Regions from separate parts of the Homo sapiens genome. Here region 1 is linked to region 2. Evidence: chromatin loops called from intact Hi-C (ENCODE). Cell type or tissue: heart left ventricle. All regions are shown on one strand. Links, peaks and the distances in the headings refer to the core of each region. The heading gives the core; the rest is flanking DNA.

Region 1 (8,340 bases), core at 268-8,267, 50 kb after region 2:
TAGCTGTGATAGTGCCACTGCACTCCAGCTTGGGGAACAGAGAGACCCTGTCTCAAAAAAAAAAAAAAAAAAAAAAAAAAAAAAGAAGAAGAAGAGGGAAAAAAAAGAAATATATGAAGTAATTGGAATTCCTCTTGCTAGATAGGGATTTTCTTTAGGTTATAAACAAAAAATAACAATCCCTTTGAAGCCATATTTTCCGAAGTCATTATCGTTTGTATAAATGGTATACCCTTTGATGGATTCTTCAACAGATATTAATATTTTAACTATTGTTTTCCACATTGGTGCTTCAAAAATAAGCTATTCTTTTGCCCACTAAATACCATTTCCCAAAGCAAAAGCAAACAGACAAATTCATAACAAGGTGAAAATGTCTGTAGCAAATCTAGTCTTCCATCCAAAGAGAAGTGGCAGCTTTTATGAAATCATAACCTTCTCCCTTTTCTTGAAGAAAGGAAATTGCTCTGGGTCAGCAGGTGAAGAAATGGATACTCTCCCTTCTTAACTTACAGAGTTAACCAGCAATGTACAATTCAAAAAAGGGAGGCACTGACTGCTGACAATGGTCAATATAAGCCTGTGTAGTCCCGTAGGCCTCTGGGAATAATTAGCTCAACAGTGGACTGTGAAACACACACTGCTTCCTTCCTGGTGAGTTCTGCTCTGAGCTCCAATTGCAGCCCAGTTGTCACCTATGGAGGAGGACTGGGGACATGTTATCAGGAAACTACCAGTAAGTAAAGAGGCAGAACTCTTAGGAGCAGGGTGTGATGTAAGGACTTTTTGGCAGGTGACCCTGTCCCTGCTATTTCTACCTCAAGTCTTTTTCTGTTGTCGTTTTTAACTGAGCCCATGAGCTGTAAAGGGTAATCAGGGATATGGACAGATGTTATAGAAGCTTGTAAGAAACTCTTTATCTTTTTTTCCCTCATTTGGTAATACTTTTGGGCTTGTCTGAGAGGCAGCTGAGTTTTCTCTCAATCAGATTGTCAAAGCCAAAATAAAGTATAGAGATGAATCTCTAAATTTAACATTTTATTTTGGGAAGCAGGGATTGCAGTTTGGGGCATACACACAGACTGGGTGGTCTTCGGTATGTCTGAAGAACAAAGAGAAGGTTGTGAGTTTTATTAGAAAAAGAGATGCTAATGTTACATTATCATTTTGAAAGAAAGCTTATTGGCACTAGAGAAGCTTTTGGGAGCTGGCAAGCTCTGATTGGTGAGTGGATGTCTGGGTGTTTGTCTCCTCCAAATCTTGTGTTGAATTGTGATCCCCAATGTTAGAGGTGGGGTCTGGTGGGAGGTATTTGGGTCATAGGGGGCAGATCCCTCATAAATGGCTTGGTGTCATCCCCTTGGTGATGAGCAAGTTTTCACTCAGTTAGTTCCAGCAACATCTGGTTGTTAGAGAGACTATGCCCTCCTTCTCTCTCTCTCTCTTGCCATGTGACATGTCTGTTCCCTCTTTGTCTTCTGCCATGAGTAAAAGCTTCCTGAGGCCTCACCAGAAGCCAAGCAGATGCTGGTGCCATGCTTGTACAGCCTGCAAAACCATGAGCCCAATAAACTTTTCTTTATAAATTACTCGGCCTCAGGTATTCCTTTTTAGCAACACGAAATGGACGAATACAGTGAGTGACTGTGGTAGGTAAAACCAGGCTTGGAGTCACAGCAGGTTGCTTCAGCAGCTGCTAGGTAAAACTGCTCTTCAGGTTTCAGCTGGCTGTTTCAGCAGCTGGGCTTGTAGAAAATTCAATTCTTGGAGCAGGGGCTATGTTCCCCAAGTTCTTTTTCCCCCTGGCCCTTGATGCTGATTTAGTTGGGCATGACAAGAATGACCCAATTTGTATAATCAGCTTTCACAAGATATCGCCTCTTACACGTGGCTGCAAACTGGCCATGTGGAGCACTTGCCCAGCCAGTTCTCACCATGTCATATGGATATTTTTCTAAATAGATTTTATTTTATTTTTGAGATGGAGTCTTACTCTGTTGCCCAGGCCAGAGTGCAGTGGCACAATCTTGGCTCACTGCAACTTCTGCCTCCTGAGTTCAAGCAATTCTCCTGCCTCAGTCTCTTGAGTGGCTGGGATTACAGGCGCCCATGACCAGGCCCAACTGATTTTTGTATTTTCAGTAGAGATGGGGTTTCACTATGTTGGCCAGGCTGGTTTCGAACTCCTGACCTCAGGTGACCTGCCCACCTTGGCCTCTCAAAGTGCTGGGATTACAGGCGTGACTCAACCACATCTGGCCCTTAATTCCTTGTTCTATGATTATAGCAGCATAGGTCTATTATAAACATTTTAGAAAACACAGGCAAGCATAAAGGAAAAAATATAAATCAGCTACAAATTAAAAGCCCAGTATAAACTCTGCTAACATTTAGTGTCCTTTCTTCCAATCTCATTCCCCAGTGTGTGTGTTTTTTGTTTTGTTTTGTTTTTAGTAAATACAGGTGTCTTGCTATGTTGCCCAGGCTGCCACAGTGGTCTTGAATTCCTGGGCTTAAGCAATTTACCTCAGCCTCCCAAAGTGCTGGGATTACAGGCGGGAGTCACCACACCTGGCCTATGTGTGTTTTTTAAACAATTGAGACCATTTTGTATATGTTGCTTCTTATCCTTTTCTTTCCTCATTTGGTAATACTATATTGCTGTTTAAGAACTGTTTGAGGAGTCTGATGACATATGTAGAAAGGGAATAGGAGATTAACCACGAGGACAAGCTGGTATTGGTGACTGGAAGTCAGGAGTGACCATTGCCTGGCATCTCAGAGCCCCCAGGAGTGCCCACACCTCAGGGCACACAAATGAATGGATTTATATCAGAGAAGTTTCAGCCACACTCACCAACCAACCCCCAGGTCCTCTTTCACTGGCATCCTAATCCAGGTTGCTTCATAGAAGTCAGCTCACAGCCACACATTTCCCCCTTAAACTTTTTTTGAACTTGAACTTCCAGTATAATTAGAGTCAAACCATCCCAGCAGCATAAGAGGAATGCTTGGAAGAATGGATAAAGATCCACTTGGCATATTTATAATTTTTCAAACCTTCCACAAGGATGGTGGCAGACATTTTCTTAAGTGGTAGAGATGTCAGAAATTTTATTTTTAAAACGCCTTAACTCTGACTGGGCGCAATGACTCATGCCTATAATCCCAGCATTTCGGGATTCCAAGGTGGGCTGATCACCTGAGGTCAGGAGTTCGAGACCAGCCTGGTTAACGTGGTGAAACCCCGTCTCTACTAAAAATACAAAAATTAGCCAGGTGTGGCGGGCGCCTGTAATCCCAGCTACTCAGGAGGCTGAGGCAGGAGAATCACTTGAACCCGGGAGGCAGAGGTTGTAGTGAGCCGAGATCACGCCACTGCACTCCAGCCTGGACGACAAAGCAAGACTCCATCTCAAAAAAAAAAAGAAAATAAAAAAAAGCCTTAACTCACTGTTCTCATTTTGTTCCCATTTTATAGTTTATAATTAATGGAAAGTATGAGGTATCAACCAAATCTGCTCAAACATAGCCATGCATAAGCAAATCCTTTTTATGTTTAATAACTGAAAATGATTCATCAAATTTTATTAGATGGTGCAAATGCTTAGGTCACTTAGAGCTTCAAATGGCTCCAAAATTTTCTCCCACTCTTCCCCCACCAACTTTTTTTTGCCAGTTGTATATTTAGTAAGCATGCCATACTGAGTGTGGATTGGAGACACTTTTTCCTGTAAGATTTTTGCCCTGTATAACGGAACAATTACAAGGGAGATGATTTGATATATAATAATTTATTATGATAAAATATTTTGCCCAAGGATTAATTTTTTGGGGAGCAGTGGGCATGGAACAAAGCTGCAAGGACATGAAAAGGATCATCTGTTCACTTTTTTAAGAAATAAAACTAACACAGTTGAGCACCTACCATTTCCAATTTCAACTCCTTTAATCTTCACAGAGCTATAAGATAGATCTCATTATTACACCCAATTTAAAGATGGTAAAACTGAGGTATGAAGAGGTTAAATAATTTAGCCACAGTAGAAAGAGGCAGAGTTAGGATTCAAGACCAAGTTGTCCAGTTCTATAAACTCTGCCTCTAACCACTATTCTTACTTGCTTACAGATGCTTCAGCTATAAAAGGTCTTCAAAGGGTCTCTGTCTGCTTTGCTCATCCAGCAACCACTCAAGAAATACTTATGAAGCACTTATTGTGTGCCAGGCATTATACCTGACCCTGGGACCCTGGGAACATAATGATCAATATACTGTCATGTAATACCTTCCCTCAAGGAGTACATTCCATTGGGGTAGACAGTTAAGTAAAAAAGCAATTATAATACCACTTTAACTTCCAACAGAATCCAGTTCAAGCCATTCTAGTCAGATCAAAAGCAGCACTGTTTTTTAAACTTGGGAAATAAATTAGATATGCAAAGATACAGGCTTTCCTCCATAGAGTATACCTGACTACCTGGCACATCATGAATTAATTGACCCCTGAAGGCAAGCTAGGTAAGTGCCCTTGGGGCCTTTTGTGTTGCAGGAAGGATTATGTGAAAACCATTTTTATGTGTCAATTATACATTTTAAAAAACTAAAACAAAACAACAACAACAAAAAACCCACAAAAAGCCAACCTGGGATTTGCACCATGGAGAATGAGAGTGGAGGAAAACAATATTAGAGAGTCTCCCTCCCACAAAACTCAACAAAATCATAGACGATAGGTAAGCCAGTCCCTGCTATTTCTACCTAAGTCTTTTTTTTTTTTTTTTTTTTTTTTTTTTTAACTCAGGCCATGAGCTGTAAAGGGGAATCAGGGATGTGGACAGATGTTAACTCAGGCCATGAGCTGTAAAGGGGAATCAGGGATGTGGACAGATGTTATAAGATGCTTCTAAGAAACTCTTTATTAAAAATTCCAAATATGTTATATTTTTCACCATCACCAAACACTTCCCTTCACTATTCTTTCCCTATGAGAGCAAGTCCTTCCATTTTTGGTATCCAATTTGGCTCTTCCTGAAATAGGTTACACCCCAAGTTGCTGCGCGATGCCAAATTGTTGATTGTAGTTTACGGTGTCTCCTTGAAACATGCCATATAATTACATAATCACATCACAGCTAATCTGGTTTATTGGAAGGCCTCTGGATAGGACTGTTTGGCTAATCATTGTCCTGGAAAATCTGTCTCCTAGGATACTTCTCATACCCACTTGTAGCAAGGAACAAATACAGAGGTGGCCAGCTCTTCCACCCAGACGTTCACCCTTGGTCTTTTGTAGATTGTTGTAACTAAGGAAAGGCTAGGGAAAGGGTGCTCTTGGCAGGATTTCTTTAAAGACGTCACCATTGAGCAATTGCTAAAGATTACTCAGAGCCAGCAGATGGAGCAGATAAGAAGGCCTTGATGAGGTTTTTGGCCAGTTGTGATTCCACCCTGAATTTAAGACATGTTTCCTCTGATCTTAGGAAAAACCCAGAACCTCTACTCCCTGCTGATACTGGAAAGGGGAGGGCAGGATTTTGGCTTATCACGAACTCATTTATTTTTCCTTTAGCCCATAAAGCCTGATCTTTCCTGCAATCAAAACATGATGGAAAAGCCTAGCAGGCTATTGCAAAAGTATTATGTTTTCTTTATAGTTCATCTCTTGGGATTGCATTTTACTCTTGATTTTACCAGGCCCTTCCAAGCACGGGCGGAGGGGCGGGGGTGGGGGGAGCATCGTTCAGTTCTACTTGAAGGCATAAGAACTGAAACCTCCCCACTTTTTCTTGGAGAGTAGAAGGAATGTGTTTGCTATTTGTTCTTACTTGAGCTCAGTTTCCTGCAATGACTTTTTGAAGTCTTCTATCAGGCTAACAATAGGAGACACAGTAAATTCATTTGTAAAAATTCTGTCTGACTTTGGTCTGTCGTCTGTGTTTTTAAATACACTTCAGTTATTCTATTACTATTCTGTTTAGTATCCACCCACATTTGGAACGCTTCCACCTTGAGTGGTAGACATATCTTTTTTTATTCCCATTTTAGAATTTGTTTTTAGAATTTACAACTTGTTTTTTAGGATACAGGATGGGCATAGATAGATACCATCACTTCTTAATAGAGTTTACATAATTTTCGAGGCCCAGTGCAAAATAACAATGTGAGGCCTCCTGTTCAAAAATTATTAAGATTTTCAAACCAGTCACAGCAGATCATTAAGCCCAGCACCAGGTCCTTCTGAGCACGGGGCCCTTCTCAGTGCAGGGCTCTTCTAAGCACAGGGCCTTATGTGATGGCGTAAGTTGCACACCCATGAAGCCAGCCCTGATTCTTGATTAGTCACAGGCAATGGGAAGGTTACCCAGGCCCTGTGTTTTCCCTCATCCACTTTCCTGCTTGCTGACTTAAGACAAATCTCTGGCCCTTTAGAAACTGCTACGTTGAGTTATATAACGAAAATAATGAAAATAAATGATATAAAATGAAATGTATTCATTTGAATACCTGGTAGAACTAAAGGCATTCAGTGGGGTGATAGGTAGAGATATTAAATAGAGAAACTTCTCCATTATCTGATTATTTTATTTGTTCTTATTGTGAAATAGTGTGATAGAATGGGAGAAAAGAAAAACCACAGCCGGGTACGGTGGCTCAAGCCTGTAATCCCAGCACTTTGGGAGGCTGAGGTGGGTGGATCACAAGGTCAGGAGTTCGAGACCAGTCTGGCCAATATGGTGAAACCCTGTGTCTACTAAAAATACAAAAATCAGCTGGGGGTGGTGGCGGGCGCCTGTAGTCCCAGCTACTCGGGAGGCTGAGGCACGAGAATCACTTGAACCCAGGAGGTGGAGGTTGCAGTGAGCTGAGATCGTGCCACTACACTCCAGCCTGGGTGACAGAGCAAGACTCCATCTCAAAAAAAAAAAAAGAAAAGAAAAGAAAAAAGAAAAACCACTAAAATGAAACTCAGATCCTCAAAAAGTTAAACATGGAATTACCATATGACACAGCAATTCCACACCTAGCTCTATACCCAAAAGAATTGAAAACAAGGACTCAAACAGTTACTTGGCTGATGGTTCTGCAGGCTTTATAGGAAGCATGGCTGGGTGGCCTCAGGAAACTTACAATCATGGCAGAAGGCAAAGGGGAAGCTGGCACATCTTCATATGGTGGATCAGGACAGAGAGCCAAGGGGGAAGTGCTACATACTTTTAAACAACCAGATCTCGTGAAAACTCACTCACTGTCATGAGAACAGTAAGGCGGGAGGTCTGCCCCCTGATCCAATCACCTCCCACCAGTTTCCTCCCCCAACACTGGGGATTACAATTCAATATGAGATTTGAGTGGAGACAGAGAGCCAAACCATATCAGATACTAAAATAAATAATAGAATCAATTCGAAACCACACTTCAATTCACTCTTCTCAACTCAGATAATGCAGAGAAAGTAAGTGCACTGAGTAATCAGTAACAGGGAATACACCTTCTTGGAAACAATGGATGTTTTTCACCCACTGTGACAAAAGTAAACTTCAACAGCTTCCCAAATATTAAAAGAAAACAGGGCTATTCTGTACCCATAGTAAATTAAAGTAGAAAATAATTACAAAAAGAGGGAAAAAAAACCCACCACTGAGATTTAAAAGAAAATTCTCCTTTTAAGTACATTTGTGTTGAAATGAAAATATTAACTAAAATACTAGAATGTCTAGAAAATAATAACGAAAATAATACATGTCAAAACGTGTGGAATATGGCTGTTCTATACCTTTAAGCTATGAATTTAAACACTTACTTTACTAAAAATTTTAGTTAATTAGTTAATTGCACATTTAGCGCAAGAATTTATAAAAAGAAACATAAAATTAACCTAAGAAAAGAGAAGAAAGAAATTAATAAATGTAAAAGCAGAAACCAATAAATTAGAAAACAGGAAAACCAGAGAACTAAGAAACAGAAGAGCTGGCTCTTTTTAAAAGTAATAAAATAAAACAAGGTGCTAGCTAGCCCCATCAAGACAAATGGGGAAGGTACAGAATTAAGAATGAAAATAGATAATTAAGCAAAGAGAAATTTTTTTAATTGTTATTTACCATAATTTCACGCAAATAAATTTTAAAATTTCAATGAAGTGAATGTTTTCCTAAGAGAAAATGTTTACCCTAATTGAGTCAAGAAGAGATAGAAAATAAAAATAGTAAATGCAGAAATGGGAAGATTTAAATATAGGAAATAAAATATAAAGGCCTAGAAAGTAATTTGAGTGATTTTATTTTTAAATTAATTCCATTGTTTTATTGTGATAAAATACACGTAACATAAAATTTACAGTT
Region 2 (8,340 bases), core at 233-8,232:
TCCCCCTTGCATTGTTATAGGAAAAACACAATAGAGACAAAGTAGCTTAGAGGCCTGGCTGCGAAATCTGAATCCTGGTTTTGGTTCCTGCCCTCAATAGTTGCTAGCTCTGGGTGCTGGGAAGTCACTTAACCTACCTGTTCCACAGTTTCCTTATCTGTAACAACAACAACAAAAATACTGATGGTGAGGATGAAGTGAAATAATAAGTGGGAAACATCTTGCAAGAAGTAAGCATTTGATAAATGTCAGATGTATTATTGTTTATATTGTCACTACAACATTAAGAGCTCTTCTCACAGATACGTATTCATTAACCCACAGCTGAGCAAACACTGTAGTTAGAATACCCTCTACAAGGAATATATGTGGCTCATTAGGCCTCCAGGAACCTGGTACATAAATCTTAAAATCTTACTCCTAAATACGGTTAGGAAACACTTTCAGTTTTACATGAATAATATCAGATTTCTGTGATTCATTAATTGAATATTTATTTTCTCTCTACAATGTGCCATTCACTGTGCCAAGTCTTACTCAATGTTAATTTCCCTGTAATAACAGCACAGTTCCTAGCACATATCAGAGATAAAAAGACGTGTTTAAAAATTTAAAATAGCTGATGTTTCAGTCTCTGAAACCAAACAAAATTAAACACAAATGTCATAAACTCTAGAGAAGTTTAAAAAAATACAGTTCATACTTCTCAGAGATTCCTACAATCCCACCTAAATGTTTCCAAGGCTCTAAAATGAATTTTCCAGAACATGCTGGGTAACATATTTTTCCCAGTATAAGTAGCCTTCTTTCATCTGGATTTTAAAACAAACTAGATCCCAGTATCACTAAAACCTTTATTTTCCTGTTTTCACATTCTTTGGAGTCAAAGCTTATTTTTATTATTTCATGACTTTGTAGTAGCTGAGATATATATCATATACAGTATTTTAGCCTTCAGAGTACTAAAAGGAATTTTGTTAAGTAATTCGTAGATAAAACGATGAGCTAAGTTATCTTACTAGCTAAATGATTAACACATCAAAACAGCTAGTTTCCCAGAGCTAAAAGAAAGGGTTTGGATTTGTGTTGGTAGCTGTTTGCAATTCAAATTAGTTTGTCAAGTGGTTTCAGATTCTTCAATCAGGGTCCTGAAGTTAACCTGGGGACACTGAGTGAAGGCTGTAATTGCAAAGATGTTTTCACATGGGTGAATTGGAAGCCCTATGGATGAAAAGCAAACGACGGAATAGGGCCCTGGATTGCTTGGCTGAATGGAAGGGAAAATGAAACAGTGAGTCGGTTGTCATTTTCTCTCAAGCGAGGCAAAGTCACTGAAGGGATCAGAGAAAGGTTTAAATGTGGAACGATCAATCTTAGATGTGATCTGGACTTCAGTTGAGTGGAATTTCTTGAATCCTTGATGTGAATGAGGAATGCGGAGGAGCCCATGCAAAAGCAGATTTACTGGAAAGGAGAACTGGAAATTTCAAGGGGTTTGTGTTTGTCATTGTCAACCCTTTTAGCAAATAACATTGATCATTAGGGTGGGTGTTATTGTTGTTGTTGTTTAAGAACGTACGAGAATTTGTAAAATGCAGAGAAGCAAAAGTTGGAAAACTAAAATTGCTTGCCACCAGAGATCAACTACAGCACTTAGGCCTATTTCCTTCTTACCTTCTTTCTTTCTTCCTTCCCTCCCTCCTTCCTCCCCTCTTTCCTTCCTTCTTTCCCATCCATTTATCCATCATCTACCTAGCTCTTTTTATATAGCTATTTCTTTATTATTATTATATCGTTATATATCTTTGTCATTTGTTATATAAAGTTTGCATTGTTGCTGCTTTTAAAATGTTTTGACCTGTAATCTTTAACTTGCAACCTTTAAGCCAGGGGGTCTTCTGGCTTTGTTAGGCAGGGTGGCTCATGGGAATTCATGGCCTCTTATTCTGGTAAAAACTTCCTTGCAATCAAGAATGTGGTGTTTTTTCTTGGTTTAAAACAAACAGAAACAAAATCACACAGAACTAGAAGAGTTTGCACTAAACATATATTTTTAAATTTCTGCCTGCAAAATTATGTTCCACTGCCTCCTCTTTGCTCAGTTTCCCCCTTATATCCCTCCAGATGTAGCCTCTGGAGTTCCTTGAGTCTCTGAGAGATTGTTTCATAGGGCAGGATCAGAAATGACTTGTCAAGATCCCTGCAGAAGCATCTAGAAAGATGGGTAATTTATAATTAAAACAATAAGTAATGGCGGTTAACATCTTGCAAGGTGTTATATATTTAATTTTTTTTTTTAACAGTCTCTTTTTACATTCATGAACTCAGCCAGGAGTGGTAGAAAGATAGTTTGGATTGTGAGTCAAGGTGCCTTGAGTTCTAGTCCTAGTTTTTTCTCAACTATTACCTTCTAAAAGCACTTAAATTCTCTGTGCCTCCATTTTCCTATATATAGAAGGAAGTGGGAGGGTTTGATGGTTAGCGGGCCAGATGCTTGCTGAGATCATTTCCAGGTCAGCAACCGCACTGTATTATGAAGGTTTTGGTGGCCCCATATTGGATGGGCATTATTTCCATTAACTACCAGTGAACAGTGCATTTGCCATGGGTACACGCTTAGATGGAACCTGATAATATACTAATTTGGTGAGGTTGGGGGTTGGGAGGCAGGGGAATCCAAGGTCTGATTTCCCCCAAGCAAAGTCTGCTAATGTTGTTCCTCTATGCTGCTTCTAGTTTTTTTGGATAAGCTAAGTGAATAGGGGTGTGTGCATATAGATATGCAGGATAATTTATCACACACATACTTCATTGGGGAACTGGCACCAGTTGGTACTTCCTGAGCAGCTCCAGTCAGTGCTTTCAGAGAAGAAAAAAAACTAACTTGTGCAGATGCCTTTACATGTATTATTCCACCTAATTCTCACAGCATCCCTTCAGGGTAGATCCCCTGTTTTGTAGATGTACACACTAGGGTTCAGAGTGATTGAGTAACTTGTTCAAAATGTGAACACGGATCCATAGGACTCTAGGGCCAAAGTACATTTCAGAGGACTCCACTTTGACTCACTCTACTGAGGCAGAGGGAAAAGAAGAAAATAAGGGGAAGAGGAGCAGGTGAAGAAGTGGACTAAAGGAGTTTCCTCTGCATGGTGCTGTCGCAGAACTACTCTTACAGATAGTGCAGCGCAGGTGTGGGTCAACAAGCTCCTTTCCTATGCTCCTTTGCCACGTTCTATTGCCTTTCTTTTGGGATTATCAGGTTTCCCAGGGCTCCCAGGCTTTCCTATCCCTCCCACTAGCACCCCATCCTGATGAGCCATTACCAATATTTCATGTTCTAGAATCATCTCGTCTTCTGATTCCTGCAATAGAAGCTTCCTTTTCTCTATATGGTGGATTCAGCTAAGTGGAAAGCAATCTGACTGAGTGGATCTATATGAGAATGTGAATGCCTAAAAGGTTCTCATTATTAAGAAGGATGTTGATATGTGAAAATCTGACAAATGCCATTGCAAACAGAAACTGGGTGAAGAAAACAAAAATTCAGGCTGTTGGGAGAAGGTGAGATATTTGGGGACTGAGAAATGTCAGGAGCCAGTCAGTAGGAAGTGGAGTGGATGTTCCAGCTACAATTCCATGGCAACAGGGGGATCTGAAAAGGAATCTCAAAGGTCCCTAATAAGTAAGGGGTTCCTGTGTAGGAGAGCATCTGTGTATTAAAAATAAGGCTGATCCCAAGCTGAAACAAAAAACAAGCAAATTGTGATATTGTGATGTATATTTGGTCTTTGACCCTGTTTCCTGGCATACAAATCCTAAAATCCTTAGAAATTCCAAAGTGTTGTCTTTTTGTACCCTAATGAGTTGACTGATAGCAGGCAGCCCCTAGGCAGCTTCAGGATGGGGGTTTGTCACCCAGAAAGACTAACTTTTAGCACCACTCCCAACCTCCAGGGAAGGGAGAGGAGATGTTGAGTGTATCACCAATGGCCAATGGTTTGATCAATCACGCCTAAGTAATAAAGCCTCTAGAAAAACCCAAGAAGACAGGATTCAGAGAGCTTCCAGATAGCTGACCACGTAGAGGTTCCTGGAGGGTGGTGCCCAGGGAGGGTATCAAAGCTCTGCACCCCTTCCCTCATACCACGCCCTACACATCTCTTCATCTGTATCCTGTGTAACATCTTTTATAATACATGAGTAAACATAAGTGTTTTTCTGAGTTCTGTGAGCCACTCCAGCAAATTAATTGAACCCAAGAAAGGGGGATTGTGGGCAACCTGATTATAGCCAGTCGGTCAGAAGCACAAGAAAAATAACCTGCAGCTTTTAATTGGTATCAGAAGTGGGGGTGGGGGCAGTCTTGGGGACTGAGCCCTCAACCTGTGGGATCTGACACTCTCTGGGTAGAGAGTGTCAGAACTGAATTAGAGGACATGCAGCTGATCTGCTCCTTGATGTGTAGAGAAATGCCCCACCCCCCCACCCGCCACACACACACACACACACACACACACACACACACACACACACACATATTTGGTCACAGAAGTTTTCTGCATTGTTGTTGAGTGAGGAAAAGTAAAAGCGCTTGGAGTGTGTGTGTGTGTGTGTGTGTGTGTGTGTGTGTGTTTCCACGTTCAGACAAATGAAAGGTGGAGCAGTGGTGAGAGAGAGCAGACAGTCCATTGAATTTGGACCCACAAAGGCCCCCTGCAAGAGCTGCTGGTGTTTGCTCCCAAATTGCAGAGTACATGAAGACAATGTGTTTCCTGCTTTCCAGGGCATAGGTTAGTACTCATGGCCCTGGGCCTGGGCATTCAGCCACATCTGTTGGCCCTGCCACGTACTCAGGGGTGGGAGGGGAAAGCAACTTCTGGGAATGGCTTCCTGTTCCCTGCTCCTGGAGCTAAGTCCAAGAAAAGAAAAAGAAACCAATTTCACCTTTTCCTCTAAACGTCATTGTTATTGACACAACCGTCTGCAATGATCAATTAAGCAAATCTGAAGACTCAAATGCTTTTATGCTTCTTATTTAAAAGTTGCTTAGAATTTATTCCCTAATTCCAGATGAGTTACCAAAAGAGAACGTTTAAGTGACTTCTCCAAGATCACTGGACAAGGGGGTGGGTCCAACCCCTACATACGTAGCACATACAACTGGCCTGATTGGAGGGACCATCCAAGAATCTTCCTCCTCCATATTCTCACACAACTCTCTGCCCCTTTGCAAGTGCCTACACTTTCCAGAATTGAGAGTCATTCCTCAGTGTCTTGAGAGTCCCTTTATTCAAGTCCAAATCCTAGGGCAGGAATTGCACTTGAGCTTTTATCAACAATTTACCTAGTGGAACCTTCTGCCTCATACCTCTTTCTGAGACAGATGTCTGGAAGCCAGGCCTTCTGGGGATAAGGCAGGAATGGGATGCTTCACCCTATTGTGGGAGAAGAGAAGACTGGAGATGGGAATTTGCCAAAAACAAACCTTGTTAGGGGCCTGTGCTGCTTCCAGCTGGATAGCTATCCCACACTGCAGCTTTATTAATTAATCTTCCTCTTGGGAGTGTGTTTTAAGTACCAAGCAATAAAATAGTCTGGGAGTTGACATGTTTAATTAAATTGAGGTTTATTTCAACTTATTTACTATCTTCACTGATTCTTTTACCTATCTCTGGTCCCCAAACATAAGCAGCCCCAAGGACTGGCCCTGGCTCCTTTTTTCTATACACTGTTAATTTGGATCACTCTCACTCTTTCAGGTTTAAGAATCACAATTGGGAGGCCATACCTCCCAAGTTTGTCACTAATTCAGGAGCCAACAAACTTTCTCTGTAAAGGGCCAGATAGTAAATTTGTCAGGCTTTGCAGGCCATGCAATCTATTGCAACCACTCAACTCTCCTATTGCAGCATGAAATCAGCCAAAGACCATATGTCAATGAATGGGCATGGCTGTGTTCCAATAAACTTTATGAACATTGAGATTTCAATTTCATGTAATTTTCACTTGTCACAATATATTATTCTTTGGATTTTTTTTTTCCCAACCACTTGACAGTGTGAAAACTATTCTCTAGCTCATGGACCTTAGAAAAGCAGGCAGTCAACCTCTGTTCTGACCAATACCTTTCTCCAAGTTCCAGGCCTCCTGCTCTCAAAAATGCCCTCAGACTTGAAGTTTCTAATATGAAAATTGCTCTGTCTTTTACCCACCCCACAAAACAGCTGTTCTTCTTGACTTCTTTGTCTTAGGATACCAGAATTCTCCCAGAGTCCCAGCTGGAACTCCAAGGGTTTCCTTGGTTTCCACTTGTCATCCCTTATGCCAAACCAGTACCCCAATCCCATTGCTGACCCACATGCAATGCATCCAGCATCTGTCTCTCTCTCTCCTGTCCTCAAAGTTCTGTATATCCAAATTAATTTTCCTAAAGCAAGATTTTTATTAAAGAACACACTTCAAGGTCTCTACTGTTTCCTGCACACAGTAACCCAGCCTGCAGCACCCTGCACTTATATATATATGCAGTTTTCCCTTTGAGGGAGTTTTCTAGTTTCATCTTCCACTATTTTCCTACACAGATTTTCTGTGCAAACAAAAATGACTTGCCTTCAACAGGTGAAATTAACATGCTGGGGTCAGGCAGGGAGTTCCTACCTCTATGCCTTTCTTCTTGATCTTTTCTTCTGTGAAATCCTTTTCCTGCACCCCTGGACCTATCAAAAAGTTCATGACCAACCATACTGAGATACCACTTCACTTATACTAGGGTGGCTATCATAAAAAGACTGACAATAACAAGACTTGACAAGGATGTGGAGAAATTGGAACCCTCCTATGCTGTTAGTTGAAATGTAAAATAATACAGCTGCTTTGGAAAAACAATCTGGCAGTTCCTCAAAAGGTTAAACATAGAGTTACCATATGACCCAGCAATTCTACTCCTAGATATACACTAAAGCAAAATGAAAACATATGTCCACATAAAAACCTGTACACAAATATTAGTAGCATTATTCACAATAGCCAAAAAGTAAAAACATCCCAAATGTCTGACAACTGATGAATGGATAAACAAAATGTGGTCTATTTATACAATGAGATATTATTAGTACAAAAAATGGAGCTGGGCACGGTGGCTCACACTTGTAATCCCAGCACTTTGGGAGGCCGAGCTGGTCGGATCATGCGGTCAGGAGATGGAGACCATCCTGGCTAACATGGTGAAACCCCATCTCTACTAAAAATACAAAAAATTAGCTGTGTGTGATGGCACGCGCCTGTAATCCTAGCTACTCGGGAGGCTGAGGTAGGAGAATTGCTTGAACCCGGGAGGCAGAGGTTGCAGTGAGCCAAGATCATGCCACTGCACTCCAGCCTGGGCAACAGAGACTCTATCTCAAAGAAGAAGAAAAAGAAAAATGGAATGAAGTTTTGATACATGCTATAATATGGATGGACCTTGACACCATTATGCTAAGGAAAAGATGTCAGACACAAATCCCCACATGTCATATGATCCTATTACTATGAAATGTCCAGAACAGAAAAAACTATAGAACTTGAAAGTAGATTTGTGATGGGCTGGGGTGGGAGTGAGGGGTCAAGAGAAAATGGGAGTGACTGCTAATGAGTAGAAGGTTTATTTTAAGGTTGATGAACTATTTGAAAATTGATTGTGGTGATGTTTGCACAACCCTGTGAATACACTAAAAATCATTGAATTGCAACTTTAAGTGAATTGTATGGCATATGAATTAAAACTCAATATATATTTTTAAAAGGCTCGTGGCCAAACCAGATCATTGTAATTTGACCTTTAAAAATATTATTTTTATTTTGTAACTATCTGTTTTATTCACTTGACATTATATTTTACTTTGTAATTTTTTTCTGCCTATATTTTAATTTTCCAACTACACTGTAAACTCATACTTTCATATACGTGTGGGTGTATGTATATAAATATGCTTGTGTTTGTTGATTTAATTCAGGAGACAATTCTGAGTAGTCAAAATAAAGTACAATAATTTAAATTACTAGAGCTGAAGACTATAGGATGTCAACTGTGGATACAACTCACAAGCTACCATATTGATGTGACATGATGAAGTGGGAAGGAAAGCCATCTGGAGTTTCACTGGTGAATTGATACATCTTGCACTTAACATTGTGTATCCCCTGGACTTTGATCAAATGGACATGGGCTTTCTGATCTACTGCAGAGTGCCTGGAAATTCAGGTATTTAGTTATGCTTATTTTGCAGTTTCCGCATATATAATGGAGCCATGTATATTTTTAAAATTTATTTCTGACTTGAACAACTACTGATGAAG

Evidence for each region. Hi-C counts contacts between places; a loop is a spot of excess contacts. Peaks named below come from ENCODE experiments on the same cell type or tissue, not always from the same donor. Only the 100,000 strongest peaks of a DNase experiment are listed, where the experiment ranks them.
Region 1: a loop joins it to region 2, with 3 times the contacts of the local background. A loop is called at or near these places in 13 of 110 quality-filtered maps.

What each region holds. Positions count from the first base shown.
Region 1 is chrX:13,107,991-13,116,330 of GRCh38, reverse strand. No RefSeq gene overlaps it. Among named protein-coding and RNA genes, the nearest start is that of FAM9C, 68 kb to the right of the region's middle. In heart left ventricle, for the core only: no CTCF peak of the experiment used is centred there; no DNase peak of the experiment used is centred there; H3K27ac peaks cover 3,520 bases.
Region 2 is chrX:13,157,646-13,165,985 of GRCh38, reverse strand. LOC105373134 (a long non-coding RNA gene) reads left to right here and starts at 1,011. Exons shown (of 3, transcript XR_001755798.2): 1 at 1,011-3,564; 2 at 8,047-8,245. In heart left ventricle, for the core only: no CTCF peak of the experiment used is centred there; a DNase peak (open chromatin) is centred at 4,805; H3K27ac peaks cover 3,037 bases.